2 separate regions of the Homo sapiens genome follow, and region 2 is linked to region 1. A link is a loop called in an ENCODE intact Hi-C map of the cell type or tissue named here. Cell type or tissue: heart right ventricle. All regions are shown on one strand. Each heading gives the region's core, and the rest is flanking DNA. Links, peaks and the distances in the headings are about the cores only.

Region 1 (15,467 bases), core at 5,012-13,011:
TGGGAAAAGAGGTAGCCATATGCAGAAAACTGAAACTGGACCCCTTCCTTACACTCTATACTAAAATTAACTTGAAATGGATTACAGACTTAAATGTAAGACCTAAAACCATAAAAACCCTAGAAGAAAACCTAGGCAATATCCTTCAGAACATAGGCATGGGCAAAGACTTCATGATAAAACACTGAAAGCAATGGCAACAAAAGCCAGAATTGATAAATGGGATCTAATTAAACTAAAGAGCTTCTGCACGGCAAAAGAAACTATCATCAGAGTGAACAGGCAACCTACAGAATGGGAGAAAATTTTTGCAATCTATCCAACTGACAAAGGGCTAATATCCAGACTCTACAAAGAACTTAAACAAATTTACAAGAAAAAAACAAAAGATCCCATCAAAAAGTGGGTAAAGGATATGAACAGACACTTCTCAAAAGATGACATTTATGCAGCTAAGAAACATATGAAGAAAAGCTCATCATCACTGGTCATTAGAGAAATGCAAATCAAAACCACAATGAGATACCACCTCACACCAATCAGAATAGCAATCATTAAAAAGTCAAGAAACAGCAGATGCTGGAGAGGATGTGGAGAAATAGGAATGCTTTTACATTGTTGGTGGGAGTGTAAATTAGTTCAACCATTGTGGAAGAGAGTGTGGCAATTCCTCAACGATCTAGAACCAGAAATACTATTTGACCCAGAAATCCCATTAATGGGTATATACCCAAAGGATTATAAATCATTCTACTATAAAGACACATGAACAAGTATGTTTATTGCAGCACTGTTCACAATAGCAAAGACTTGGAACCAACACAAATGCCCATCAATGATAGGCTGGATAAAGAAAATGTGGCACATATACACTATGGAATACTATGCAGCCATAAAAAAGGATGAGTTCATGTCCTTTGCAGGGACATGGATGAAGCTGGAAACCATCATTCTCAGCAAACTAACACAAGAACAGAAAACCAAACACTGCATATTCTCACTCATAAGTGGGAGTTGAACAATGAGAGCACATGGACACAGGGAGGAGAACATCACACACCAGGGCCTGTCGGTGGGTGGGGGGCTGGGGGAGGGATAGCGTAAGGAGAAATACCTAATGTAGATTATGGATTGATGGGTGCAGCAAACCACCATGGCAAGTGTATACCTAAGTAACAAATATGCACGTTCTGCACATGTATCCCAGAATTTAAAGTATAATTTAAAAATATATAAAATAATAAAATAAAATAAAATAAATACATAAATAATAAATAAATAAATCCTAACACTACCATTCAATTGTACAACTGCAGGGGTCTCCAGCCATATTGAATTCCTTGTAAATGGAACCCCAGAAGTAGGGTGTGTTATGGGAGTGATATCCCCTGGGCTTAAGAAGCCAAACTTCAGTTTCCTCGTCTGTCAAATTGTTGTGGAGCTAATTAAACAAGGTGATGAATTATCAAGAGCTGAGCAGAGTAAGTGCCCAATAAATGACAACTGTTGCTATTATTTCTGCTTCTTTCCCTCTCTGGGTATCCCTGGGACATTTACCTTGTGTAAAAGCCCTGAGATCTCACTTGTGTCTGCCCAGAGCAATTTAACTTTGGAGCATTGCTCTTGAGGTCTTAATGAATGAAAAAACTTCCCGTGTATCTTCCCGGTACGGCATGCCCAGGGTGGTGGCTGACTCTCTCTGCAGCTTTGCTCTGCCAATTCTTCTGATTGTATGGGGAAGAAAGCCTCTGTTGTGTGCTGGTAGTCCTTAACACCTGGCGATATTAGCTGTAGAGGGCGTCTTAAGCAGCAGGATTCCATTACGGAGCAGCTGCAGTTGAAGGAGACGATATGGTGTGGATGGCATGGGACTCAGGAGCGAGGCACGTTCACTGTTCCCAATCCCGGATTCTGACTGGCTGCTCCCATAGGCCCATGTGAAAGATGAGGACAGTGGAGGCTCCCTGTCACTTCCCCCGTGCCATGGGTGCCTGAGAGGCAGCCGTGGGAGGCGGGGAGGTGGGGAGGTGAGGCCTCTTTTTGCCAGAAATGAACCCATGGAAAATCCTGGAATGGCCCTCCGCCTCCCGAGCCACTGGGAGGGCGCAGACTGCAGCCCACGAGGCGGGAGGTAGGCACTAGCTGTGGGAATGCAGAGCAGACAGGATTAAACTGACTTTCTGACATATTTCTGTGGGAAGGGTGTCTCTGAGTGTGAAGCCGTTTCCCCGAGTAGTGTGGGACCTTTCACGTGGCACCAGGGCTGACGCTGGCCCACTTCACAGGATGCCAGGGCCCTGCCTAGGTGGAGAGGCAGAGGTGGAATGGGAAGAGGCCCCGGGGTCGCAGCCAAGAGGCTGCAGGCCCAGGCCCTAAGGAAAAAGTGACGGCCTCAGCTTCTTTCTGCTTCCATGGAGGAAGGACTCCAGCTAGGTGCCTCCAGTCCTCTAGCATCTTCCTCACGTGAGGCAGGGAAGCCCGAGCCCTGGGTTCCAATCCTGGCTCTGCCATTCACCAGCTGTGTGACCTGCGACAAACCATTGAAACTTCTGAACTTCCGTCTCTTCATCTTTGAAACAAATGGTCAAAGATAAAGCACTAGGTGAGAAAAGGTAGTGTTAGTTACTGACCAAGGCAATGTTCCAAGGCACCTTGCAGATGCTATTTCATCAGAATATATTATTCTGTTTAAAAATATTACATATATTTTATATGTATTTTTATACATATTTTATACGTATTTTATACATATATTTTATATGTATTTTTATACATATATTTTATATGTATTTTTACATATATGTTACATATATTTTATTAATTCATTGAATCAGAACACTCCTGCAAGGGAGAGATTATTAAGCCCATTTTACAGATGAGGAAACTGAGGCTAGAGCCTGAGAAACTCCCAGACAGTGAGGTGCATGGTTTGAATGCAAAACAGTGTTGCTGGCCTCCAAAGCCTGTGTCATTTTCCTTCCATGGAGAAACCTCTCTATTTAACGTTATTAATAGAAATATTGTTTATTACAGGCATGGTGGCTCATGCCTGTAATCCCAGTGCTTGGGAGGCTGAGGCAGCAGGATCACTTGAGCCCAGGAGTTTGAGACCAGCCTGAGCAACATAGTGGGACCCCATCTCTAAAAAAAGCAAAAAAAAAATTAGCTGGGCATGGTGGAGTACACCTGTACTCCCAGCTACCCAAGACGCTGATGTGGGAGGATCCCTTAAGGCCAGGAGGTCAAGGCTTCAGTGAGCTGTGATCACACTACTGCACTGCAGCCTGGGTGACACAGTAATAGCTGTCTCAAAAAGAAGGAAAGAAAGAAAGGAAAGAAAGCAAAGAAAGGGAGAAGGGAGAAAGAGAGAAAGAGAGAGAAAGGGAGGGAGGGAGGGAGGAAGGAAGGAAGGCAGGCAGGAGAGGGAGGGAGGGAGGGAGGGAAGGGAGGAAAGAAAGAAGGAAGTTTGCGTTTTGTTGGTAGAGCTGATCATGCATATATGGAGTGCACAGGACGAAGCATCCTCCTTGTCATTAGAACCGTAAGACATCCTTATGTGGTGGATGCAAATGTCCACATTTCATCGGGGGGACACTGAGGCTCATAAGACCAGTGAAGGGGCCCAACAGGGAGGGGATATGTGCAGCATGAATCCAATTAGTTTGTCTTCCCCTGGATCTGCCCCAAGCCTGGGAATCATAAGAGGCTTTGGAGAGCACCTGAAATTAGCGTGGACCTGGCAGGAGTGTTCTGCCCCTCAACCTCCCTTTGTGCACCCCACATAGCTGGAGGATGAGTCACACACCCTGGAGGACTTTCCTAATTATACAGGTATGTAGCGGCTTCTGGCCAGCCTCCTGGAGTTAGAGAAGGGGCTACCTGCTTGTTCAGGCAGCAGGGTGCTTGAGAGTATGGCTGACTTTGTGTCACCTGCCCTGGGATCCCCAGGATTCTATTTGTCAGAGCAGGGATGAACGAACCAAGGCCCAAGGCGTGAGACTAGATTGTATCTAGTGGGGCTGTCAGAGCAAGCCAGGGCACTTCCCTGGGGCCACGTGGTGGAATGGTCAGCTGAGGACACAGATAGAACTGGCCTTGAATTCCAGTTCTGCCATTTAGCAGTGATCTTGGCAAACTCACTTACCCTCACGGAACCTCGACTGCTTCTTCTGAGAATAGGGGAAATGATGGTGCACCCTCCAGAGAGGTGCCAGAGGACCCCGAATGTGATCACGTTTGTATGCTAGGTAATGGGCTCAACACGTGGTGAACACTCAGTGTTGGTTGTTATGGTAATGTGGATGCTATTGTTGTCATCCCTGGCCCATTACCAGAATCTTCTACCAGCTCAAAGCCACACACTGGAGGTAGTGCCGGAGCTGGTTTGCTAAGTCATTGAGGCATGTGACTGCACATGGGGGGTCCCTGATGGTCTATTTTCACCAGCACCCGTCCTTATCTGGAGCCTTGAAGGATTTTTGGCATTCAGAGAGTCCCCCCTGGAGATGTCTGTGCCTGCGAAGAGGGGCTGATTGATGGGGTGAGGACTTCCACTGGGGGCAGCTGGGGTGGCAGTGCAGGCCAGTGAGACCCCCTTCCTCTCTGGGTCTGGGCCTCTTTTTTCTATCAGCCTGGCAGATTCTGGAACGCCTGGTGCCCTCTCAGCAGAAGCCCTGGGGTAGGGTTTCTGGTTGGGTTTCAAGGGCTGCTCAGAGGTTGTGGCCATCTTTGCCGCTGAGCTGTGGTGCCGCTTGGGTTGCTAGACCACTGTGGGACTGATTCACAATAGGCTTGGGTGGAAAGGAGGCGCCTCTTTAAACCTCAGCGTTTCCGTCTGAGAAGTGGGTAGAAGCTTTCTGGCATCCTCTGCCTTCCTTGGGGAAGCAAAGGAGGACATGCGGGCTGGCCTTAGCTGGATGGCTAGAGAAACTCAGACAAGCTTGTGGCTTGAATGGGGGCCACGCTGGGCTCTCCAGGGCTCCCCACATTGCCTGCCTCGTCCACACAGCTGAGGAGCAGTCAGCACACACGAGGCCTCCGCCTGAGCTCTGCACAGCTGTCAGAGGCCCCCTGCTCCCTGGAAAAGGAGTGAAGATTAATTAAAGTTGTCAGGTCCTAAGTAAAATCACCAATGTCAATTTCCTCCCTCTGGCTCTTGCTGTCAGAATAAATTGGACAGTCATTACCTAATACTCAGCCCATTTTCCTAATATTTCATGGATGCTGAAGGGCTGATGGGAAACAGGGAAGGTGAGACCCTTCAGAGCCAGGGAGCAGGGAGCTGCGTGTGGCTAAGGTTCTCTGGGCAGAGTAGCCCTGCCTCAAACCACTGTGGCCTCAGGAGGGAGCTCAGAGGATAGCCTCTGTGGGCCAGGGGTTGGGTTCTGTCCACATTGGTCACTGCCCTGACCCAAAGGAGGTGTCTGGAGCATGTTCACCCAGGCAGAAGAGTCTGGGTGGCTCCCTGTGCAACCCCCACCTACTGGCAACAAGTCCAGGGACCTCCTGTTACAGCAGCAACTGGTGCCTTCATAGTCCTCAGTTCCAGAGAGCCTCAGTTTTTTAAGCTGAAAAATGGGAATGAATATATATAATTATATATATTTTAAAAGCTTCTCGGTGGTTGCTTTTGGGAGAGGATTGATTGCAAGAAGTAGAAGAGAACCTTCTGGGGTACAGAAAATGTTCTATTTCTTAATCTAAAGTGTACATATAGCAAGGTATTCATATGTGAAAATTCATTGCACTGCATACTTAAGACTTGTAGACTTTATGTATGTTACATCTCACTCAAACTTTTGAAAAGCAAAGCACTCAGTGGTCATAAGGATCTGGACATTGATTTGAAACTAAGGAGGACTCCTTGATGCTGCCTCCCTTTGAAAGAAGGGCTCCTTACACAGCATCTCTCGTGCCAGGCTGAGTTAAAAGGCTTGTGATACCATCTTAGTTGAATCTTCCCGGTGAGCCCATGGCAGGATAGGAATGATAGGGGTTACCATTCCCATTTCAGGGGAAGTGACATGGTGTGGGAATTGGGAGGGCCAACTCAGATATGTACCCTGGCTCTGCCATCTCTTACCTGGAGGGCCTTGGGCAAGTCAGCATACCTATGAAACAGAGGGTGATGATAAAGCCCACCTTCGAGGGACATTGTTCAGATTAAACAGCATAAAGGTGTGCTTGGCTCAGAGAGAGAGGCAGTGCATGTTAAGTGGCATTCCTTCTCTGGGCCTCAGTTTCCCTTTATGTCTTCTGGTGGTGGAAGAGGTCAGTCCTTTCTGCATGGGCTATGCCCACTGATGGGTGTTACAGAACTGGAAGGCCCTTCACCCTGCACTTCCTGGGAGGGACGTGACCATCTGAGAGGGGAGGTTTCCCCTAAGGCAGAGCTCTGTGCTCCCTTTACAGTGGAATCATAATAGCAAAAACACTCTTTCCCATGCAAATTCACGGCCAGCCCTGAGGCCTTGCAGACCCTAGGAGGAGACTCCAGGAGCCCTCCATCTGACAGAGGCAGCCCCGAATGCTTTCGTATGGAGGGAGAGGATGCTCACTTATTTTTTACATTCATGTTTTAGAGTTCCTAAATGTGCTGAGCTCAGGCTGGGCTTCCACAGGTTGCAATGATAGGTCAGGGCTGCCGCCTCCAGGGAGCAACCAGGATGTCAAGTCCTTCCCATGAATCTCTGTAACACAAGAGAGTGACAGAGGCTGGGAGGGAGGGGTGGGATGTATCTAGAATGAAACTGGCAAAGAAACTCTGAGCTGATGCCACCAAATCTTAAGCAGTGATGTTGGTCTCTGCTAAAGAGCTCTTGAGCTAGTGGAGAGACTTAGATCACACTTCCACAGCAAGCTACCCGAAGACCCTTTCTAGACACTCACCTGGCACCCTCAAAGTCCCATAGAGCTTGGCACCTCTGCACCAGTTATCTTTTTCTTCCCAGTTCAATCTTTCTTATTGTCACAGGATAAAGGACTAGATAAATTAGCTGGGATCAGGGACGGAGTCAGGAAGACAGAAATGTTTCTGACTCCCCCTACTCCAGCTGAGCCACTTGGCAGCAAGTTACTTTACTTTTCTGAGCCTCCGTTTGTTGATTTGTGAAATGAAAATGCTGCTGCTTTGGGCCCTGTGGGTCTTGAACATCTCCCCAGGGGATGAGCTCCACCACGCCGGGGCCTAGAACACAGTGAAGACTGGGGACTTGCTATAGATTTGGTTTTTTGTTTGTTTTTTGAGACAGAGTTTTGCTCTTGTCACCCAGAGTGGAGTGCAATAGTGTGATCTTGGCTCACTGCAACCTCCACCTCCTGGGTTCAAGCAATTCTCCTGCCTCAGTCTCCCAAGTAGCTGGGATTACAGGCGTGCGCCACCATGCCTGGCTAATTTTTGTATTTTTAGTAGAGATGGAGTTCTGCCACGTTGGCCAGGCTGGTCTCAAACTCTTGACCTCAGGTGATCCACCCACCTTGGCGTCCCAAAGTGCTGGGATTACAGGCATGAGCCACTGCACCCGGCCACTGTGGATTTGTTGAATGGACATATGCAAGAAAATAAAGCAGGGGAAGAAAGTACTTTGTAAACCCTGAGATGAGGCACACATTGAATGTCATTATTCTTACTCCTGGGCTCATGGAATTTGAGTTGGGCCTTTAAAACTGAAGATTATACGCATCTCAGTATGGGATGTATATAATTGGTGGTGTGGGGGTGCGGGGCACCTCCCAGGCAGGAGGAATAGCATCTCAAAGACCCAGAAGTTGGAGAAGGAAAAAGGCAGGGCCGGGCGCGGTGGCTCACGCCTGTAATCCCAGCACTGTGGGAGGCCGAGGTGGGCAGATCACGAGGTCAGGAGATGGAGACCATCCTGGCTAACACGGTGAAACCCCATCTCTACTAAAAATACAAAAAATTAGCCGGGCGTGGTGGCGGGCGCCTGTAGTCCCAGCTACTCGGGAGGCTGAGGTAGGAGAATGGTGTGAACCCGGGAGGCGGAGCTTGCAGTGAGCTGAGATCGTGCCACCACTCCAGCCTGGGCGACAGAGCGAGACTCCGTCTCAAAAAAAAAAAAAAAAGGCAACAGTGTTGGAAGTTTGTGGGTTTTTTTTTTTCTTTCTAAACCATGTGTGCTTGTAGAGCAGACGTGGTGTCATCTGGTCCCCAGGGTCCTGTAACACCAGCCAGGGGTTTGGCCTTGGTGTGGACATGGGCGTGCCCCACGGCTGCATCTGGGAGGCCCAGTTGATTACCCTCATGGAAGGCTCCGATGTTCCCAGGGCTCCACAGGATTGCTTAATCCCCCAAACACAAGCAGCCTTTAATTTGTGGAGACACAGTAGTGGCCCCGAGGTCTGAAACAGGAATCAAAGTGAACAGGCATCATTTACCATAAACAGGCTGGTCCCCAGTGGGTTCTGAGGCCCAGGCATGAGGAAGCCCCAAGATCCTCGGGTGCTCACAATAGAAGCCACCAGCACACAAGGCAGCCATCCAAGGCTCTGACCTCAAGGTTCCTCCCACTCCCGTCTTGCAGGAGCCTCTGAGGAGCTGGGATGGGTGGTGGACAATGGGGGGTGGGGCCTTCCGGCTGCTGGGGAAACAATGGGTCATGATCAATTTAGGACTCTTCTAATGTTCTAAAATAAACCCTGGCGTTCTGGGGTCGAAGTAAATCCTACCAGGGAAGCACAGCCTTGAACCCTTCCATTGGGGGTGGACTCTGGCCTCCGTAAGTCCCCATCCCAGCTCCCCTTCATTCTGGCTCCTGCATCCTGGCTTCTGTGTGGCAGTGTTGTGCTCCTAAGTGTTTAACGATCAGATCCAGAAAGGGAGTGGGCCTGATTTGCAGCGTTTGCTGATTTCCATGGTGTAAATACTGCCCTCTGACCAAATTTCAAGCTACCAAGATGATATCACTAACAAAAAAAATGTCTTTAAAAGATGATGCAGCCTGGCCAACATAGTGAAACCCTGTCTCTACTAAAAATACAAAAATTAGCTGAGCATGGTGGCAAGCGCCTGTAATCCCAGCTACTTGGGAGGCTGGGGCAGGAGAATCACTTGAACCCAGGAGATGGAGGATGCAGTGGGCCGAGATCACGCCATTGCACTCCAGCCTGGGTGACAGAGCAAGACTCTGTGTCAAAAACAAACAAACAAACACAAACAAACAAAACATGTGACTGACTGCAGAGTTGAGAAGAGGTGTGCAGGGTACATGACTGTACAGTGTTTCTATACAGATACCATAGATGGAAATAGCTTCATGAGCAGACAGAACAGTAAAAATGGACTACAATACTTAGGAAATGATAAGTTTTGATGGTTACCTTTGCTTTTTAATATGATTTATTTACTTGCAAGTTTATATAATTTGATTTTTAGTAATGGCTGTGTTTAACAACTGGCTCATGAAATTTCTGAAAATATAACAATCAGATTTCATGAGTCACTTCAGCACAACATGAAGTACAGGGCACCTGGGCTAGGCCCATCACAGGCACAGCCTCTGACCAACCCTGGAAGAAGGCAACAGTAATGGAAGTTTGAAGTATGGGAAAGCACAACCTTGAACCCCTCCACGGGGAGCAGGCTCTGGCCTCCCTGAGTCCCCATCCCAGCTTCCCTTCATCCTGCAGCCTCTGCAGCTTCTGGCCAACCCTGGATAGCTACATGGCCTTCTGGGAGCTTCAGCCCCATCAGCCTGTGGCCCCTGGAGACAAGCAGGACTGCCCCTGAGCTGCCCCTGAGTAGGGTCTGGACATCAGTACGGGGTGGAGAAAGACGGAAGAAGCCCCAGTTGTTACAACTTGGGCTCTGGTTGTGATACCCCCACTGCCTGTACACCTGCTCCTCCCCTTGGCTCCCTCTGATGTGGGGCCCTGCCTGACCCCAGCCTCCTTTATGGGGCCTGGCTCCTCCTGCAAGCCCACCTCCCATAGAGGGATATTGAACCCCAGCCCCCACTACCTGGGTCACCAGACTTTGGGTAGTTCTCACAGAAGTAAGATTCCATAACATTATCACCATGGAAATGCCCTATGTTTCCCCTAGGTGCTTCTGGTATCTCCATCTACTCACCTTCTCCGCACTGTTACTACTAACAGCAAGAACTCACTATTATTGAGCATTTACTAAGTGTCAGCCACTGGGCTGCCACAGTGTGACCCTGTGAGATAGGAGACATTATTATCCTCATTTTGCAGAGAGACAACCTGAGAGTCTCAGAGCGGTGAAGTCATTTGCCCAAGGGCACACGAAGCAACATGTTCTTGAAAGCGATTATTTTTGTTTATATTTCCTAAAAACAATTAGTCTCTATTACTTTTTTAAGTTTGCATATGATTGATTTTGCCCAGGTTGTGCCCATAGAAGTCCTGAGTGGGGGTCAAGGGGTAGGGAGAAGCTTCGGGGGAAGGCAGATGGGGGACACACATGCTAGAAACAGAAATTGCCACATGAGTGAAAAAACAAGAAAAGGATTTCAATCTTTCTCCCTCCCCTGCCTCCCACTGGGGACATGCTTCCCCACTGGGGAAGAGGGAGCATTTTCTTAAGAGTCCCCAGAGCTAGGTTTGAGTTCTGGCTCTCCCACTTCCCAACAATATACCCTTGGGCAGGTCAGCGGGCCTGTCTGAGCCTCAGTTTCCTCCTCTGTAAAGAGGGCAGAGCAATAATAGCCATAATGGGTGGGGACAAGAATGAGAGCAGAGTGCTCAGCATGGTGTGAGCCCTGCGCCTGTTTGTTGCTATTTATCATTATCATTAGCTTTAAATGACAACAGTATGACCTGGGCCACAGAACCATGGCCCTACCTACACCCGGGTCCCTATGGCCACTCCCTTGTGGGCACAAACAGCAGACTGCTTCTCTGGTCTTTTGCCGACAAGATTCAAAACCCCTGTCCAGACACATTCACTGGAAATGTTCCTGAAACTCTATGGGGAGCAGCGGCTGTCCCTTCCCCACCTCTGGGGCTGCCTCGTCTACTGATGGAGGAAGTGCTCTTGAGAAACACCCAGTCGTGCCTCACATTTTACAGACTGTCCACAGGCTCCAGGGCTCTGGGTTTGATCAATTCAGAAGGGCCTGACACAGACAATCCAGGTTTGGAGGCCGACAGGGGAAAGAGCCCTGAGATCAAGTGTCAAGCGGGCACAGACTGGCTTAGCCTGGGGCTTCTTGCCAGACACAAACCAGGCCTGAACATGGTGAGGGCTGCTAGGAAGCCAGCCTGGCCAGATGCCAGAGAGGCCTGGGGGGTCTCTTGGGGCTGGCCCAGATCTCTGTCCTCCCCTGCTGCCCTCTGTCTGTGAGGCCACATCTTTAGCCCCAGGCACCGGACTGGTGATGGAAAAAGGGACCATGAGCATACCTCTCTTTTCCAACTTTGCTGAAGAGAGTCCTATTTCCCCATGAGCAGAGAGACTCCCTCACTATTCAAAGTCATATCCTCTGATGCGGGCCCTGTGACAGTTTCACAACATCGAAGGTTTAGCTGGAGTCCTGTGCACGACCACTTTTGAGAGGTTAGTGCAGCACCCACTTCACAGATGGGAAAGTAGTGGTTTGGAGAGGGCTAGGGTCCAGCTGATGGCAGCTCAGCTGTGAGCTGCTGTCTTTCCATTTGATCCAGGTCTTCTGATTCATGGTCCAGTGCTCTTTCAACCAGGCCACTATGGTTCCCATGAAAGCAATGGGTGTTTGCATCCGGCAGAGGGAACATTCCTTTTCATCCTCCTTCCAGAGGGGCTGTGGCCACCCCAAGTCTGGCAGCTTTACGAGAACAGGCTTGTAAACTCAGCAACAGCCTATAATCCTTTTTATGGGGCCTGCTATGGTAATAGACACTCATCGGCTCTCCCAGGCTAAGCCTGGTGGGTGTTGAGGGTGAGTGTCGGAGGGGAGCCAGGCCTCCTGTTAGCTCACCCCACCGCTCTCTGCTTTGGGTAAATGGTCCAAAGGGAGGGGCAGGGCCCACAGGTTTCTGAACAATGCCAGGACTGTCAGCTGGGAGCATTCTGCAGCCTGGTAGAGGAGGAAGCTACAGAGGGAAACAGTGGTCAAATCACCCACCCTGGGCATCTACACTGGCATCACTTTGCACCCAGGAGCTCCAGTAGGGCGGGGAAGAGGGGAAGCATTGTTTACAATTCAAACTCCTGACTCCTCTCCAAAAACCTCCTGATTCAGAATCTCTGAAGGTGTCTCGAGGGATGTGCATTGATTCAGAGCCTTTGAGGCAGGCCAATATTTTATATCCACGCCAGGGAGAAGCAGAGAATAATGTCAGGGAAGTGACAGGACAGTCAGGATGGTAGATTATGCATTTACTCACTCAACAAACATTTGCAGAAATCAGGCCTAGATCTTAGGCCGGGCTGCCCTTTGCCACGGGTGGGTGGGGTCTGACCCCCCTTCACCTGTGGGGTGGCCTTGGACCCTGCCCCTTCCCTCTCTGCCATGGTGTCCTCCTCTGTCAAATGCAGAGTGTCTGTGGTCCTTTCCAGCTCTAGCACTTTTTGATGCCATCAGGGTTTCGAGAATGATGCAGGATGACCTTGTTATCCATTAGCATGCAGGCTATTAAAAGACAGAGAGTAGATCCTGGGGAGACGCTGGGCCCTGGGCTCCAGACCAAGGGCCTTTGCCAGGCATTTCTGTCTGCTCTCCCTCACTGAGGGTGCCTGCTGTGGCTCCACGCCAGGATGGACGGATCTCAGCAGCACCTCCCTGTCTGAGCAGAGTTTGAGAGGACAAGCCATGGGGGTCTGGACACCCTTGCTTTACCATAATCTTATGGCCCCCTAAATGACAACACAGACCATGGAATCCTGGTTTAGGATTTTCAAAGTCAGATCTGGATAAGAGGTTGCTAAATGATATGTATGATACGCCCACATGTTTGTGAACCACATGTTTTTGTGTGTGTGTGTGTGTGTGTGTGTGTGTGTGTGTATGTGTGGTGTGTGTAGAAAAAAAATCTAGGTTGATGCTTCTAGACTTTAAAAATGTCTTGCTTGGCTGGGCACGGTGGCTGACACCTGTAATCCCAACACTTTCGAAGGTTGAGGTGGGCAGATCACCTGAGGTCAGGAGTTCAAGACCAGCCTGGCCAACATGGCAAAAACCCATCTCTACTAAAAATACAGAAAAAAAGTAGCCAGGCATGGTGGCCCACACCTGTAGTTCCAGCTACTCAGGAGGCTGAGGCACAAGAATTTCTTGAGCCCGGGAGGCAGAGATTGTAGTAAGCCGAGATTGTGCCACTGTACTCCAAACTGGGCAATAGAGCAAGACTCTGTCTCAAAAAAAAAAAAAAAAGTATTGCTTTCCTCATTGTAAAGTGCAGATAATAGTAATAAGACTTAACCCAAAGGTTGTTGGGAGGATTAACTGAAATAGTATATATGAAGCACGAAACACTTAAACAGTGCCTGGGACATCATAATTATTCCATATAGTTGTTATTTACACGACATTTTCTTTCTTTCTTTCTTTCTTTTTTTTTGATGGAGTTTCGCTCTTGTTGCCCAGGCTGGAGTGCAATGGTGTGATCTTGGCTCATTGCAACCTCCGCTTCCCAGGTTCAAGCAATTCTCCTGCCTCAGCCTCCCTAGTAGCTGGGATTACAGGCATGCACCACCACGCCCGACAAATTTTGTATTTCCACTAGAGACAGGGTTTCTCCATGTTGGCCAGGCTGGTCTCAAACTCCTGACCTCAGGCGATCCGCCTCCCTCAGCCTCCCAAAGTGCTGGGATTACAGGGCCACCATGCCTGGCCCTTACATGATATTTTCACAACTTTGTCATACCTGGGTATCATCTATATCACTAATCTATATCATCGATATCACTAATATGTAATAAAATTCCTCTATCTATATCACTGTATCACTAATATTTAATAAAGCTCCTCAACTCTGCTTACGTTTTTTCTTTCTACTTCAGGAAATTTATTTAAAGGGAAATGTTATATCATTACTATAAATGAAAAAAACAGTTTCAATTGCATGAAGAGAATAAAGAAGAAAAAATTAACAGACGGGAAATAAAATAATGTTATTAAAAGGCAGGCAGATGGTGGTGGTGGTGGTACAAGAATCTACACCTGATAAAATGGCATAAAGTGGCTGAGTGTGGTAGCTCATACCTGTAGTCTCAGCTACTCAAGAGGCTGAGGCAGGAGGATCACCTGAGCCTAGAAGGTCGAGGCTGTAGTGAGCTAGGATCATGCCATTGCACTCCAGCCCAAGCAACAGAGCAAGAACCTGTCTCAATAAATAAATAAATAGGCATAAAACTATACACACACATTGTACTAATGTCAGTTTTGTGGTTTTAATGTTACACTATAGTTCTTTCAGAACTGGGAGAAATTGGGTGAAGAATATATACACAAGGCAACTTCTTGTGAATCTGTAATTATTTAAAAATAAAAAGTAAAAAAGAAAATCCTAAGAACACATGGTTGCCTTCTCCTAGCCTAAGCCTGGGTCTCCCTCTGTTGAAAAGAGGAACTGGCAAGTACTGATGTCAGAGATCCTAACCCCACACCAAGACTTTCTCTTTGACAAATCAGAAGGATAGAAAGAGAATTCTGAAAAGAATGCAGCTTTGTCACTCTGGGAGTCAAAGTCGTGAAACACGAAACCATCTCACATGCCAGGAGTGGTGTGTGCCCACTTTGGCTAACACTGTCCCTGGTGTCACCTCTGCTGCCTGTCTGGGACGGACGGCTTACTGCCCTGTTGTGTGGCGGAGAGGGCACCTACTTATCCTAGGAACCACACAGCTGCAGGGCAACAGCCCCACTCTATTTAACACTGCTAACACTCCGGAACCATGGACAGGCATCGTGCTCTACCAGGCGCCCCTGGTGGCTGGCACTGAACATCGTGAAGTCAGGATGCCCGGGTCTGGTCACAGTTCTAATTGCAAAGTCACCATGTGGCCCTATGCAAGTCCATTCTGGGTTATGCCTTCTCTATCTGTAGAATGGGAGCCTGTAACATCAGATCTCACATTCCCCAAAGAAGAATCAAGAAAGAGCACTAAACCTCCGGAAATTGTAAGTCAAATGTCTGTGCATTTTTCTGGGGAGAAGGTCTAGGGCTGTGCTAACCAAGTCAGAGCAACCAACCATCTCAGTTTACCTGGGACTAAGGGGTTTCCTGGGACATGGGACTGTCCGTGCTAAAACCAAGATTGTCCTGGACAAACCAGAACAGCTATTTACCCAAAGTGTGGCAGCCGGAGGCTATAGAGCACTTGAAATGTGGCTAGTCCAAATTGAGATGGGCTGTAGGAGTAAAATACATAGCAGATGTTGAAAACTTAGTGTGGAAAAAAGAATGTAAGCTATCTCATGAATTATTTTCATATTGGTTATATGTTGCAATGATAATATTTTGGATATATTAGGTTAAATAAAATATGTTAAAGTTTATTATTAGAA
Region 2 (15,467 bases), core at 4,828-12,827, 86 kb before region 1:
AGCCTGGGGAGTGTGGACCATTGGGGAGAAGACGCTGTTTTGGTGAGACAGGCAGACTGGCAGATGTCCCCGTGGAGCCGGGTGGGATGGCATTAGCTGGAGGCTAATCTCATTAGCAGCCACATCCTGAGTCTACCAGGGCTCTGTTCCCCCGCCTTGCCCTCAGCCTGATGCCCATTCCCAGGCAGAAGGCAGATTAAGCATGAGCAAGGCCCAGGGTTGCCTCCTATCTCTGGACCTCAGAGACGCTGCCCTGAGCATCCCTGCCTTCTCCCACTGGCTGAGCAACTGACTTGCTCTGTGCTGAGGTAAGACACTTGAGCATTGGCCACCCTTTTTTTTTCTGGCTATGAAGTGGGCCATACTGTGGGATCCCATGACAAAGAAATTCTATGAGCCTCTATGGTGATTTTTGTGCTAGGAACAGATGTGTGCCTGGTTATGATGTGGCTGAGGTACACAGCACTTGTTTCATCAAAGAGAGGCTTGGCTGGGGCCGGGTGTGGTGGCTCATTCCTATAATCCTAGCACTTTGGGAGGGCAAGGTGGGCGGATCACCTGAGGTCAGGAGTTCAAAACTAGGCTGGCCAATGTGGTGAAACTCCTGTCTCTACTTAAAAAAAAAAAAAAAATTAGCCAGGCTTGCTGGCATGTGCCTGCAGTCCCAGCTACTCAGGAGGCTGAGGCAAAAGAATTGCTTGAACTTGGGAGGCAGAGGTTGCAGTGAGTGGAGATCACACCATTGCACTCCAGCCTGAGTGACAGAGCAAGACTCTTGTCTTAAAAAAATAAAGGGTGGGGAGTTGCTTGGGAGATTAGGGTCAGGGTCAGATGGAAATACTTCAGAAGTTACTGGGACTCTTTGAGGCATTAGAACAGACCAACACTCTTTAGGGCAGAGGATATGGGGATACAGAACCTCACGCCAGTGAGATTTGCATCTTTCAGTTAAAGAGACCCTGCAGGGAGTGGCTGGGCCCAGGTCTAGCTATACTGTCTTGGGTGGTGTAGCTCTAATCACCATGTTCTGCTACTTTTCTCTCCATTCCTAATAGCAGGAAGGCAATTTGGGGCAACTTCATGTAGTTGATTGCAATTTGCAACAAGTGTTTAGGAGTTTAGAAACTTAGGAATTTCCCTGAATAGAGGGCTAATCATAGACTAAAAAAAATCTACATCGATGTACCTATATCTCAAGATTTCCTTTTTTGATCAGATTGTGGGTAACAGAAAGCACAGGAGCTGATTTGATCATCAGACAAGAATAAAACCATCTGCCATGTTTTCCCTTTTTTACCTTGGCCACCAGGAAGCTCTGGGTAAGATCTAATGTTCAGTTGCCGTATTTTTCAGGTCTCTGGCTTCTGATACATTTCTCTGTTCTTTTCCTTGAGTCAATTTTTCATTTAAATGATGTACAAGCATTAAAATTAAAGAAGCTATTACACATGGTGACTCACTTGGTATGGAATCTGGAATACGATAGGTACTGAGGTGTGTGTGGTGGGGAGGGGTGACCTTTCCTGACATTTATACACGGGGACATGGAATGCCAACTTCCATAATTTATAAGCTGTTTTCATTTATTTAATAGTTCTTATGATATGCAAAGTGCTGTGTGAATGCTTTACAAATATTAGTTCATTTAATCTTTATAACAACTCTAGGAGGTATGTATTACTACTATTATCCCCATTTTGCAGATGGAGAAACTGGGGCAGGTGGAAACTAATTTGCCCAGAGTCACATGGCTAGAAAGTGGCAAAGCAAGATCTGAATGTAGGCAGCCTGTCTCTGGAACCCAGGCTCTTGTCCGGAGCTTTAGGACTTAGCTATGCTGTCCAATAGTGAAGCCACCAGCCACACGTGGCTGGTGAGCACTTGAGATGTGGCTAGTACAACTGAGAAACTGAATTTACAATTTTATTTAATTGTAATGTAAATAGCTATGTGTGGCTAGGGGCTAGTGTAGCCATCATGCCTTGCTACTTCTCTCATTCCTATTGGTGGGAAGGCAATTTGGGGCAACTTAGTGTAGTCGATTGCACATTGCAACAAGTATCAAGAGCCTTAAAAACTTCCTGCTCTTCGTCTCCATCCTTTTCCTTCTCCTTCATCATCATAGCTGACAATTCCTGAGCACTTACGATTCTCCATTAACTCTCCCCCAAACCTTGGATGTAGATACTTTTTCTAATATTCCTGCTTCACAGGAGAGGAAATCAGCATTCAGAGGGGTGACTTATTGAGGGTTGCACAGCCGGTAAGTGGTAGAGCTGGAATTTGAACCAAGGTATAAATGACTCTAAAGCCAAAGTATCTCCATCTTTCTTTTTACTTTTTAATGTAAAATGTGCTCCTCTTATGACTCCTTAGGCTGCAGGCCTATCAGTTTCCTCCAGAGTAAAGTTTCTCTTGTCAACTACAGTCAGCGTTTTTAAAGGAAAGAATGGGGAAGACACAGGTGGTGAGCAGAGGCGGGTGAAGTGCTGGATCAGCACAGCCTCGGAAGAGCTGGGGAGAGGGGCCTGCGTGCAGTGCAGCGAAGGCACCTGGACCCCGTAGGAGTAGCCAAGGGCCTGCTCAGAGAGCCCACTGCCAGCCCCGCCTCCACTGGGAAAGGGCTGCATTCAGGGAGAAGAGTCCCAACAAGATGCCTCAGTTTTCTCATCTGTCAAATAGGGACAAGGATGATTAAAGGAGACAGTGTCCTAGAGCACATCTGGCAAGTAAAAGAGTTGTTACCTTTTTTTGAGTCGGGCCTTGTCTCTGGGCTGGAAGCTCCCGGAGACCTCACAAGGGAGAAGTCCTGGGCGCGGAGCTCTCTCCATCGTGGGCAAAGGGAAGGAAAACAGCTTGCTAGCTGAGGGGTCGGGGTGGGCGGCGGGGGCTGCGCACATGGCTGTCAGCTGAGATCACTGCCTTCGCCTTCCAGCTGCCTGGGGATATTAGGAGGTTGCAGAGACAGGGAGAGGAAGCTCAAGCTTGGGGGCCTCTTTGGGGGGCGGAGAAGGGGAGCAGAGGAGTAGGATGTTAATGAAAAAAACATTCCTCGTTCAAGGTGACTGAAAGGGTTTGGGGCTTGTTGGGTCAGGGTCTGGCTTTGGCTGAAAACAAGTCCCCCAGATGCAGAGGGGCCAGGCCTGCTGAGAAGGCACTTTGTCGGCCCCAGCTGACTTCACTCTCTTTGGGGCTGCTGAACCCCAGAAACCCCCCAACTCTGAAGAGACACCTGGGATGGGGCAACTGTGATGTCCTGGGGCCAGAAACTCTTGACGGGCTGGGCTGCCCTGTCCGTGCTTTGCAGAGATCTCGCCCCCTCCCTCCTGCTTCCTCCAGGCTGCATTTGGGCACAGGATTCCAGCTTGACTCAGAGATGGCACATGCTGCGCCCAGCCTCTGAAATGGAGGAACTGCCAAGGTGGGAAGGCTCGGATGGGTTTCTGGGGGCAACTCCTCACTTGCCTCCTGACTTTGCCACTAGACAATTTCTAGACTTGCAAAGAGTGCACAATATCTGACAGGCGTCGGAATAAGGGCCCCTTCTAATCAGAGAAAGCTAAGCACAGAGCCTGTCCCCACCACAGCCCTGTCAGGTAGGCATCCCCACTTCACAGCTGGGGAAACTGAGGCTCAGAAAGGTTAAGGCCTGAAGCTACTTGGCTGAGAAAGAATCAGGGTTGGAACCAGATTTTTGCTCCTAGGGGAGGAAATCCTATGTAATTTTTGATGTCCCTCACTACTTCCTTCTAGATGCCAGGAAAACCCCAAAAGGCCCAGATACCTCGGGAGAGAGCCCTAGCCTGGAGCATGGAGAGGCAGAGGACAGGGATGAAGCACAATGGTGATTTGTCCTCAGGAAGCTTTTGCAAAAGGCAAAGGTCTTATTTCTTAGAACTAAGGCTGCAGGGAAGCTAAGGGAATAGATCAAAGACATGTGGATCCAAGAACAGGCCCTGATCATGCTGGGACCCCTGTTTCCTCTTCCAAGCCGGATTCCATCATGATTGACTTTCATCCCTCCAAAGGGGAATGGGGCCCCTGCCGTGTGTTTTGGGATACATGGAACATACATCATCCCTTGGGAAGCTTGGTTTTCCTCAGGAGTGAAGCGATGGTTGGCTATGCAGGCAAATGCATCTTTCATCCCCACCAGGATGGGGACCAAGTCACCCATCTCCTGCCTACATCAGTGTTTCTAGGGGTTTGGAAAGTTGTTGAAGATGCTAAAGGCTGCAGGGCCTTGAATGGGGATGTCCAGCCTCGGAAAATCCCCATCTTGGGCATTTGAAAGCCTTTCCCAGGCTGGAGGGAGTCTCAGCCCTTCACAGACTGGTGAACCATCAGCTCTGAAAGGGAGCTTCGGGAGTGACCTTATCCAATCGCCTTTTGGCACAGATGGGTAAACCAAAGCCTGGAGAGGAAAGGTACTGCCCAAGCAAGACCTGGAGAGTGTTCCAGGGGTCCATGGTCCTTTCTGGAAGAAACCTGAGGATGAGGCAGTTAGTGGATGGACAGGGGGTAGCCACAGGCAGAGGCCCTGGGAGGAACCACCTCTGGAATATTCAGGGATAGCCTCCCTGCTTCAGGCTTCTCAAGAGGCAAGAGATCCCTCTCCCTCTCAAATCTTGTCCAGCTCCGGTTATGATGGAGCAGAGCATGAAGTGCCCCTGTCCTTTCCTCCTGTCAGCTCTGAAATGAGAACATTCTTATAGGAGCGAACACATCTCTAGTGGGCTTCAGGGAACACCAGAAAGAAGTGTCCTGAAAGAACCAGGCCCTGCAGAGCTCTCTGGATCTAACAGCTCCCAGATGGCAAGGATGCCCCAATCCAAGTGCCATTTTCTGAGCAGGGACTGAGTGTCACGCACACTTGGCACATCTTCATGGGAACCTCCAGTCCTCCCAGCGGCCCCGTAGTGGGGAGGTGTTTCATGGTTTTCTCAGCAGAAAAACAGAGGCGACAGAGTCATGTAGGGCGAAGCGACTTGCTCAGGCACACAGAGCTGGGAAGTGGAAGGGGATGGAGCAGACTATAAACCTAAGCCCGTCCTTGGGTCTCTATGTCCCACTTCTCTCCAAAACAAACAAGCTCTTAAAAAAAAATACTAACTGTTCATTGGCGTTCATTTTTGCCCACTTTAGATACTCTATATCCTCCTCTCCTTTTTCCTGTTTTAAATTGAAGTTGCAAATTCCCAGCACCCTAAAAAAACAAAAACACAAACAAAAATTCTCTCCAAGTCGAGAGATACGACAGGCCAGGACACCAGCCTCTCTGCATCTTCCAAAGTACAAGGACTCCCGTAGTACTTCTGTTCAGAAGCAGAACGTCTGTTTTTTTTTTTGTTTTTTTTTTTTGCCCTTGGACAATGTGGTTCTAATATATATCAACAGAGCCAAAGCAAAGAAAAGCAACCCCCGCCCCTTCTTTTTTAAAAGACGTTAACTTCATTTCAAGAACTTGTGTGTTTCTCATTAGTAACGCTGCCTTTTGAAATCCAGCCGAGGGAGGCGATTCCAGTTGAAATCAAAACTGATATGCGAGAGTTTGACTTAAATGCCGCCCTGTCGGCCGGCTCGCTGCCTTGTTGGGGCTGATTGCTACAGAGATGGGACAGGCAGGGCAGATGGCCAGCTCTCAGCTCCCTGTCCCACGTCAGCGGTGGGTCTCAGAGCGGCAGGGGAGCCTGCCAGGCAGGGCTCTTTCAACCTGGCTAGCTTCTCACCTGATGCGGGAGGTTGAGACAAGAGCTTGAGCTAACGACCTTGAAGTGGGGGACCTGGCGACCTGGACCTGGGGGTTGGGGGATGGGGTGGGCCACAGAAGGCAGGGGGCTCCAGCCACGATCACCGCCACACTCTGAGCCATTCCTACAAGACAGAGCGTGATCAACACGTCCCACGAGGAGCCGCACCACTCCTCCACTTCTAGGTTTTTCGAGCTGTTCTAAGCAGAAAACTCCTACTTTCTATTTTCTTGGCCAGTTTTGGCATTTCTTCTCTGTAAGACCAGGCCTCCTGGAGAACATTAGGAAAATTGAAAAATCTTCCCATGGTCAGGCAAGGGGCCACTCATGCTTCCTGCTGGTGGGGCCACTTTCTCCAGTGTCCGGACATGTCATTTTCTGCGTGGGCAAGCAGTTTCAGCCTTCACTAGGGATGACAGAGTGTGTTCTCTTCCTACCCTTCTCTTCTCTTCTGTCCACTGACCCCAAATTGGATTTTTTTTTCCTTAATAAAATGCTGTCTTGTTCTTCAGAGAGCCGATGCGGGCTGCTCTACATGCCAAAGATATTTATTTCAAGAACGACGGAAACCAACAGGATGGTTGCTCCAACCCAGCCCCCATCCCTGTCTAATCAGATTTTCCCCATGTTTCAAGACCTAGCAATGTTCCTCCTTCCATGGGAAACCTTTCTCTACCCTCTGCCCCGCCATGATGGCTACAGCCTTAAATTCACTGGTCTGAACCAGTCCCTTTACAATTAAGGGAGTGATGTCTTTTGATCAAATTGTCCCTTCTTGCTTGATATTATTACTTAACTTTCCAGCCATCCAGACGTTTCTGTTTTGTCTCCTTAGCTGAGGGTGTGACTTCCTTGAGAACCTGACTCTTCTCCATGTCTGTGTCCCCAGGTCTTTATCACACAGAGACTTACATGGGTTTGCAAACAATAGCAGTAATGATTAAAACGACTATGAACACATATTTTGACTTTAACCTGTGTTCTTATCCGTCTGTTTAATAGAAACTCCCTTAGAAAAATAAAAAGTGTTTCAAGAGATGACCAGATTAATCTTTATTGAGTCACTTTCTCTTTAAGGCCGCTCTGGTCCTGAGAGTTTTGACAGTGGAATTTGTTGGGCACCATGAGCTTGGCCTGTGCCAGATGCTTTCTCATGCATTACTTTGTTTAAAGAATTGAGGGATTTGTTGATAAATGGATTCAGTTTTCCATAAGGGAGACTGAAGACTCCCACCCCCATCTTCCCAAATTAGGTTTGGGGAAACAGGAGGCAGTGTGGGTTGTGAAGAGCTGGCCAGACCTGCCTGGGTTCAAATCCCAGCTTCTTCCCACAGCCACATTGGAACCCTGGGCAAGTGACTTGGCACCTCTGGTCTTTAGTTTCCTCATCTGTAAAATGGGGATCATCTTGGTACCTTCCTTGCAGCGTGATGGTTTAGATGAAGTGAATTCATAGTAACATTGTATTTGCTACCATTCGTTGAGCTTTACTAGGCTAGGCACTATGCTGAGTGCTTGACAAGGAAGTAAATGTGAAAAGCTTAGGCATCAGCTATTCTACAAATCTTTCCTGCTCTTTACACCCACTTTGCCGATTGAGTGAGCTCCACTGTGATATAGTTTGTGTCTTGTCCTCACAGCTCCCACCCTGTTTATGTCTATTGTGTCTTGTGTGAGTGTTTGACATCACTCTTCCCCATTAGAAACTCCCAGAGAGCCAAGACCTTGTCTGTTTTCACTCCCACTACTTATCCAGGGCCTGCCTAGGTACTCAATAAACTTTAGCTTCCATTTCCCCTGGGTCCCTCTTCTGAATTAGATTAGAGCTCTCCTTGCCTCCCTGAGAGCCCTGTATCTAGGATTGGCAACAGAGGCCGTGGGGCAGGGATTTTATGCTCAACTTATGAATGTTTGAGCCATGCAGGGATGGCTTCTCATGACTGCAACGTACAGAATCCTATGTTCCCACTCCTGCAGATGACTTGGCATTTGGTGGCCAACCCCTCTTCCCCACTCAATTACCCTCGCTCCTCCTTTCAGGATGTGCTCCAATGCCACCTCCTCTGAGAAACATTTTTTTTGACTATTACAGGCTTAGATATCTAAAAATAATTGTGAGCACAGGCTGTATCATAGACTTAGATATCTAGAAATAATTATGAATCTTGTTCATTGGACTCAGCTCCCTGGCAGCTCACTGAAGCTCCGAATTCCCAGTGCCCAGTACAGAGTTAGTGATCAGCAAGTGTGACTTGAATGAATCCTGTCAAAGCAAAATAAAATCAAGCCCAAATCACTCCCACACTGGCCAGAAAAGGCCAGTATACACCTTTGTAATTTACACAGCTGGTTTCTTTCTTAATTCATTCAAAAAATATTTATGGAGCACCAGTGTGGTACCAGGCCCTATCCTGGGTGCTGGGTGCTGAGTACTGGGGAGTCAGTGGTGAACTGGGCAGACTCATTCCTGAGTCCTGGCACTCACAGTCCAGGCCAGTGAATTCATGGACACCACAAGGCCAAGGCCAAAATAAAACCAGGAAGTTGGAAGACATAAGTCTCCCTGCCAGACACGGCCTGGAAGCCACCATCCCCAAGGTAACAGTGAGCTGTCTCTCCACAGGGTTGTATGGGTCTGGCTCCTTTTCCTGGCTGTGGCACCTGAGGGCTTAGTGGAGCAGACAAGCAGGGATGAAACCATCCTGCTTGTAAGGCAGGGCTCACCCTCTGAACTCAGGGCCAGGGAGGACTCTGTCCACCCAGAACCAGCTGGGCTGCCCAGCTGTGGGCCGGCACCGCTGAAAGGTCCTAATTAGCTCATTTCCCCAGCCCCGTGGGCTGCAAGCAGGCTCCCTTCACCTTTTGCCCTGCTCCATCTCACTCAATTTAGCAGTTCAAGGTTCACCGTGGTGTCAGGGTGGGGACAGGGAAAACGCCCCCTCCCTCCCACTCCCATGCCATTAAATAAAACCATTCCTTTGTGGCGGCTCCACCTGGAAGACTTTGGAATTCTTTCCCCCATCCCCAGCCTGGTTCTGATGGCTGCATCGAGGGGTAGGCTGTGGATTCAGAGCCCAGCTGCAAACTCTGGCTCTGTCATTTAACCAGCACCTGTGTGATCTTGAGCAAGTGACTCACCGTCTCTGACTCTCAGTATTTTTCATTATAAGGACCAACATCCACTTTACTTGGTGGTTATGAGGATTTAATGGGATAAGGCCTGTAAGGCAAGGTCCCAGAGCCTGGACAGAGTCTGCCCTCAGTTCAAGCCCCTGTACTCTGCTCAACTTTCCCCAGACTATAGACCCCACGGGGGTAGGCACAGTGTCTGCTTCGCTCACCATTGCATTTCCAGCATCTTCCATGGATCCTGGACATAGGAGGAGCTTCCCTACTCCTTTCTTTAATCAACAAGCATTTGCTGAAGGCCTCCCGTGTGCCAGGCCCTGGGCTCAAGACATATCTGTTTAATAAATAAATAAATAAATGCTTTCTTCTTCCCGTACCTGCTTCTTCAGGGCTGAGCCCTGGGTAAAACAGGGACCTCGGCCAAGAATTCACAGTGTGGATGGGGCATAGGACATAGGGTCGGGAGGCCAGGAAAGCTCTGGATTCTGGGTTCAGGTCTGCCCTCAGCAGCCGGCGTCTCTTAGGAAACGGGGCTTTCTTCCTTGTCCCCTACCCCATCCATGCCCACACTCCCAACCTCAGGGGCTGCTGGGTGAGCCATGAGCTCCCGACCTTCCCCTGTCACTGGCTGAGTCTGAAAACCTCCCCGTGCACCTCTCAGGTAAGGGAGTGGGGATAAATATTCCTACTTCCAGGATGGTGTGTGGTATTGGCCAGGTATGAAACAGGAATAAGAATTGTAAAGAGCCTAGCACGGCGCCTGGCCAGGGGAGGAGGTGATCATGTTAGCCTCCTTCCCTGCAGCCAGTGCCATAGCAACCTGTTACTCAAAGTGTGGTCAGTCCTCAGACCTGGGAGCTGGTTAGAAACAAGGACTCCCAGGCTCCACCCCAGCCCCAGCGAATCTAAATCTGCATTTTGCCAAGATCCCCAGGCTTGGTGTGCACATTGAGTTCGAGAAACTCTGCTCTCTGACATGCCCTGGAGCTAGCCACCACCTCTCTACGTCTGTTTCTTCAACTGTAAATTCGGGTGATGTTAAAAATAATAACTGGATAAGCCAAACAGAATGAGGAAATCCAGTCTGGATCAAAAGAATGGGATAGCATATTCCAAAGCCAAACAGAATGAGGAAATCCAGTCTGGATCAAAAGAATGGGATGGCATATTCCAAAGTCAAACAGAAAGGGACTGGGGGCTTTCTGCCAGTCTCTGGGCCACAGCTCTGTTGGTTGCTGGAAGCAGATGGAACCCAAGAATGGGGGCAGCAGAGGGGCACTGGGGTCATCTCTTCCATCCTGTGTTGGGTTTAAAAATAGACCTAAGGGAGGGTCTGGACGGGCAAAAGACCTTCTCCTGCTTCTCCTTATTATGGGGCCTGTAGAGGGGAGGTCAGGAACCACGCCCCATCCTGTGGTTTACAGGACCCCTCCCTAATAAAGCAGAGGGCTGGGAGGCCGTGCATTCCAGGGTACATAATTAAAACCAATGAGGGTTATTTGGAATAACAGACCGTTTAGTCGGAAGCACTTGCCATGCTAATTCAAACAAGGTGATTACAGGCGATTAGCAAGCCTAATGGCTTCAGTTTAAAAACAGCCTAGCGGAGAGATGAGCGAGTGGCCTCTGCTGCTTCCGGTGAGCAGTGGAGGGGACTGACCTGGGACTGAAATTCACAAGGTCAGTGCCACGGGGGCTTGTGGGCCTCCCACCTAGGTAAGACACTGGCCCAGTGCAAACTGCTTCCAGGGTGGAAGAGGCTGACCCTGCCTGGGGAGAGTCAGAAGTCAACCTGTTCAAGCATACCCAGACACCTTTGCCTGCCCCACAGAAACTGGGTCTTTCCTGTCTCTTTAGCCCCATCCCCTGTGGCCTCTTCAGTACAGAGGCTGGGTCTTGAGGCCCCTGCATCCTTGAAAGGGAATGTTTATGGGTATACCTACACACACCTAATATCTTTTTTTTTTTTGTTTTTTTGAGACAGAGTTTCTCTGTTGCCTAGGCTGGAGTGCAGTGGCGTGATCACGGTCACTGTAGCCTCATATTCCCAGCTCAGGTAATCCTCCCACCTCAGCTCTCTGGTAGCTGGGACTAGAGGCACATGCCACCATGCCTGGCTAATTAAAAAAATTTTTTTTGTAGAGATGGGGGTTACCCTATATTGCCCAGGCTGGTCCCAAACTCCTGGGCTCAAATGATCTGCCTGCTTCAGCCTCCCAGAGTGTTGGGATTACAGGCATGAGCCACTGCATCAGGCCCACACACCTAATATCTTATTCAGCACTGTACTAAGCAATTCATACATGTCATCTCATTAATTCATTTAAGTCAGCACCAATTGTTGTCTCCATATGACGGAGGAGGAGCTTGGATGCAGACAGATTGTCTGAAAGTGACAAAGCCAGGCCTGTTACCCAACTCCTCCTGTCTCTGAAACCCTTCTATTATCTTGCTGAATGCATATCACAAGGTGGGCACTTTCACTGCAATTCCCATCTTACAGTCTAGGGGACTAAAGCTCAGAGGAACTAAGGAACTTGCCAAAGGTCCCTGTCACCTGGCGAATGGCAGAACTGGGATTTGACCCTGATTTTGCTGATGCAAAACCTTCGTTCTCAAGCACCCTGGAGAGGGAGCAGAATTGCAGCCAAGCTTGGATGGAGAGGGGAACAGCAGGGAGACTTGTCAGGGAAGGGCATCCGAGGCACAGGGAATGGCACAGATACACAAAATAGGGAGTTTTCGGTGGCTAGAGACCAAAACCCCACACTGACCTGCTTAAACTTATTTAATAAGGAATATGTATTATCACCAGAAACAAGAAGTCCTGAGGACTGCCTAATTTAGAGGCTTCATGCTGTCCTCAAGTACACAGGCCTCCTGCCTTTCTGCCTCCCTTCCATCAGATATTGCTAGGCACCTTTCTCTGTACCAAGCATGCTCTTAGGCTCTGGGGTTACAGTGGGGAAAAAAACCAAGTCCTTGCCTTGGTGGCGCTTACATTATTGTGTGAAAGATGATTAAATAGACGCATACACACACGCTGTATATATATCATGTATATTATATGTATGGCATATATACATGATACATAGGGCGAGAATGCCTAATATGAAAATCCAAAATGCTTCAAATTCTGAAACTTTTTGAGCGCCAACATGATGCCACAAACGGTAAATTTTACACACAGTCTCACTTGATGGGTCACAGTGAAAACGCAGGTGCAGAACACGGTTTATTCTGGGTCCCCAAAGCAAAAATGAAATTACATTCAGGCTGTGTACATGAGGTGCACATAAATCATAAATAAATTTTGTCTTTAGACTTGGGTCCCATCCTTCAGATATCTCATTATGTAATGTGAATATTCCAAAATCTGAAAAAAAAAAAAAAAAACAAAAAACCCTGAAATCTGCAACACCTCTGGTCTCAACTATTTCAGATAGGGGATACTCAGTCTGTTTAATATGTACTCATATATAAGTGTTTATGATATATTATATAGACACAGTGTATGTGTATATTATACACAATGCATGTGTATGTAATTTAAATATATAACACAATGTCAATTAAAAGCTATGAATAACAAAGCAAGAGAATAGAATGGCAGAGGGGAGAGAAGTCAGAGGAGTCTATCTGAGGAGCTGATATTTGAGCAGAGACCTTAATGAAGTGAAGGGGTGAGCCAGGTGAGAGCTGAGGGAAAGTGTTCTTGGCAGAGGGAATTGCAGGTGCAAAGGCCCTGGGGTAGGGTGGTGCTTGCAGTGGAATGTGTGAGTTGTGCATGCTCTGAGGGTCAGGTTCTCGTGCAGATGAGTCCCCCTCATGGTGGCCAAGTGACCATAGCAGTTCCAGGCACCATAGGCAGACATGACGCTGGCCAGTGAATAAGAGGGGGGTCTCTTCCCTGTATATCATGCCTTTTGTAAATCAATGAAGAAACTCTTCCTGAGAGCCCCAGCAGGTTTCTCATTAATCTTCTTGGACAGAATTATATCACAGACCCATGTCTAAACCAGTCCCAGACAGGGGAATGGGACCTACGGTGGTTGGCTTAGTAAGGGAGACACCCTTGGAACTGGCAATGGGACCATCCTTTGACTGGTAGGGGAGAGGAGGTAGATATTCCCCCCCAAAAAATGGGGCCCTGCCAGGAAGGAGGAGGAGAAAAGGCTGCCAGGCAGGCAACCACTGTGTCTGGCATGGCAGGAGCTGAGTTCTGGCTGATGAAAGCATTTCCATGTGGCTATGCCCCTGATTACTGTATCAAGTGGGCCTGTGGGCCTGCTCCCCCTTTCTTCCTGGAGCACCTCTCTTCTTCGCCTTCATCCCCCATCCCCCAATCTACCTCAACACTTGGCTTTCAGAATAACTCCATGCTGGGGAAAAGAAGCAGCTGAACTAAAACAATGAACTAAAAAGCCCATCTTTTGACAATATTCACATTTGGAGAAGTAAAAAATTAAATGACGTGCTGGTATTTTGAAAACGAAGGTTTCACAAGTCTATTTAAAAGAAAGTGTCCCTTAAAGCAGTTGGAGGAATATCTTGCCCCTGGTTTAGATTTTCTAAGGCCTGGGCTTGACAGAAACCCACACAGCCATTGCCCTGCTTACCTTGCCCCATCATCGCCATGACCAGGAGGTGCATGGGAAGGAGTCTAGAAATCTGGGAGGCTGGGACTCTGTACAAGAGCTATGCAGTCTGAGGTCTGAGCTGGAAGGGAGCCTGGAGGATTGGAGGCTCAGAAGGCTCAGACAGTCAATCGTTGGAGATTCTTCTGCAGGGGATGAGGAGGTGGCAGCTGCTAGGAAGGAGAGAACTTGGGCCATACCAGAGTCCAGACCCCTTGTTTGGCTGAGAGCAGGGAGGTATTCCCTCTTGGTTGCAAGTGGCAGAAACCTAATGAAAACTGGCTTAAGCAAAAAGGAAAATATATTGGCTCCTGTAATTGAGAATTCCAAGTGTCAATGGCTTCAGGCATGGCTAGATCCAGCGGTTCTGTGTCTTTGTCTCTCTCTACCTCTGACTCTGCTTTTCTCTGTGGCTTTCTTTCAGGCAGTCTTTCTTTCTCCACAGTGGGAAAGACACCCACTGGAAGCCTAAGACATACGTGGTGCTGCCATCTTGGGATCCTAAGGAGGAGACACTCTATCTCTTCCAGCATCCATATAGCAAAGGCGTGAAAGCACACTGACCTTCCCTGCCTGGGTTGCATCTCCAATTCGTAGTCCATTTACTATGGATGGGGGTGGGGTGGGGTGGGGTTCCACAATTTGTAGGCATGGATTGTGTGCCTACCTCTGTCATCAGGGGACAAGCAGGGCACTGAGATTGTTCCCTAGGAGCTGTGGGATGGAGTGGCAGATGCCCTAATAGACATGGATCCTGCAGAATGAACCACAGCTGCCCACCTTAGGAAGTGACTGGTTCAGTATCACCCTAGTGCTAAGAGGCAAAGTCTGCTTCAGCCCAGTGTCCTTAGCCATGGTCCAGTGTGCTTCCCATCATGCCACAGGCCTGCAGAGGACACTGGGAGTCTCTTGTTGGGGCTGAAGTGTCTATGATGATTATGATGGGGTTAGGGTGGGTGTGGCCAAGGTCTTAGCCATGATCTCAGGCAGCCGTGATGTAATGGGCAGGTCTGGGCTCAGTGTCCCTGAGAGGATTCTGACTCTGCCTTTTCCTTTGTAATTGGGACAACTTAGTTAACTTTGTAGACCCTCAGTTTTCTCATCTATAAAAGGGGTGATATGGCCCAGCTCTGTGTCCCCACCCAAATCTCATCTTGAATTGTAATCTGAATTGTAATTCCCACATGTTGGGGGAGGGACCTGGTGGGAGGTGATTACATCATAGGGGTGGTCTCCCCAGGCTGTTCTCATAATACTGAGTGAGTTCTCACAAGATCTGATGGTTTTGTAAGGGACTTCCCCCTTCGCTCACCACTCATTCTTTCTCCTGCTTCCCTGTGAAGAGGTGCCTTCTGCCATGACTGTAAGTTTCCTGAGGCCTCCCAAGCCATGTGGAACTGTGAGTCAATTAAACCTCTTTTCTTTATAAATTACCCAGTCTTGGGTATTTTTAATAGCAGCATGAAAACAGACAAATACAAGGGGGATAATAAATGCCCATGTCCTGGGACTGAGTGAATTATTGATAATCCTTGCATGGATAGACAAAGGGGGACGGGAGATGAGCTCCAGGAGCTTTGCTCATGGAGGGTTGCCCCAGGGACAGAGGGCAGAGATGTTCCCTGGCCTCTGGAGTGGTGTTGGCAGGAGGTGGTCTGTGTGGGGCCTCTCAGAATTGACTGTTACCTATGGGGGTCAGGGTAGGGTTGTGAGATTTAGCAAATAAAAATACAGGATGCCCAATTAAATTTGAATTTCAGATAATCAATAATTTTTCGGTACTGGATAACTATGTCTCACACAATATGTGGGACACGCTTATAGTAAAAACTTACTTGTTATTCAGCTGTAATTCAAACTTCTTGTACTTTATCTGGCAACACCAGGTAAGGGGAAGGAGCATGTGGGGGTCCAACTGATTCAGGCCGATGACCCCGATCCCAAAGGTGCT

Evidence for each region. Peaks named below come from ENCODE experiments on the same cell type or tissue, not always from the same donor. Only the 100,000 strongest peaks of a DNase experiment are listed, where the experiment ranks them.
Region 2: a loop joins it to region 1, with 2.0 times the contacts of the local background. A loop is called at or near these places in 1 of 110 quality-filtered maps.

The regions. Positions count from the first base shown.
Region 1 is chr11:44,442,216-44,457,682 of GRCh38, forward strand. No RefSeq gene overlaps it. Among named protein-coding and RNA genes, the nearest start is that of CD82, 120 kb to the right of the region's middle. In heart right ventricle, for the core only: no CTCF peak of the experiment used is centred there; DNase peaks (open chromatin) are centred at 8,436 and 11,086; H3K27ac peaks cover 3,694 bases.
Region 2 is chr11:44,356,440-44,371,906 of GRCh38, forward strand. No RefSeq gene overlaps it. Among named protein-coding and RNA genes, the nearest start is that of ALX4, 54 kb to the left of the region's middle. RefSeq lists an enhancer at 8,520-9,019. In heart right ventricle, for the core only: no CTCF peak of the experiment used is centred there; no DNase peak of the experiment used is centred there; H3K27me3 peaks cover 2,778 bases.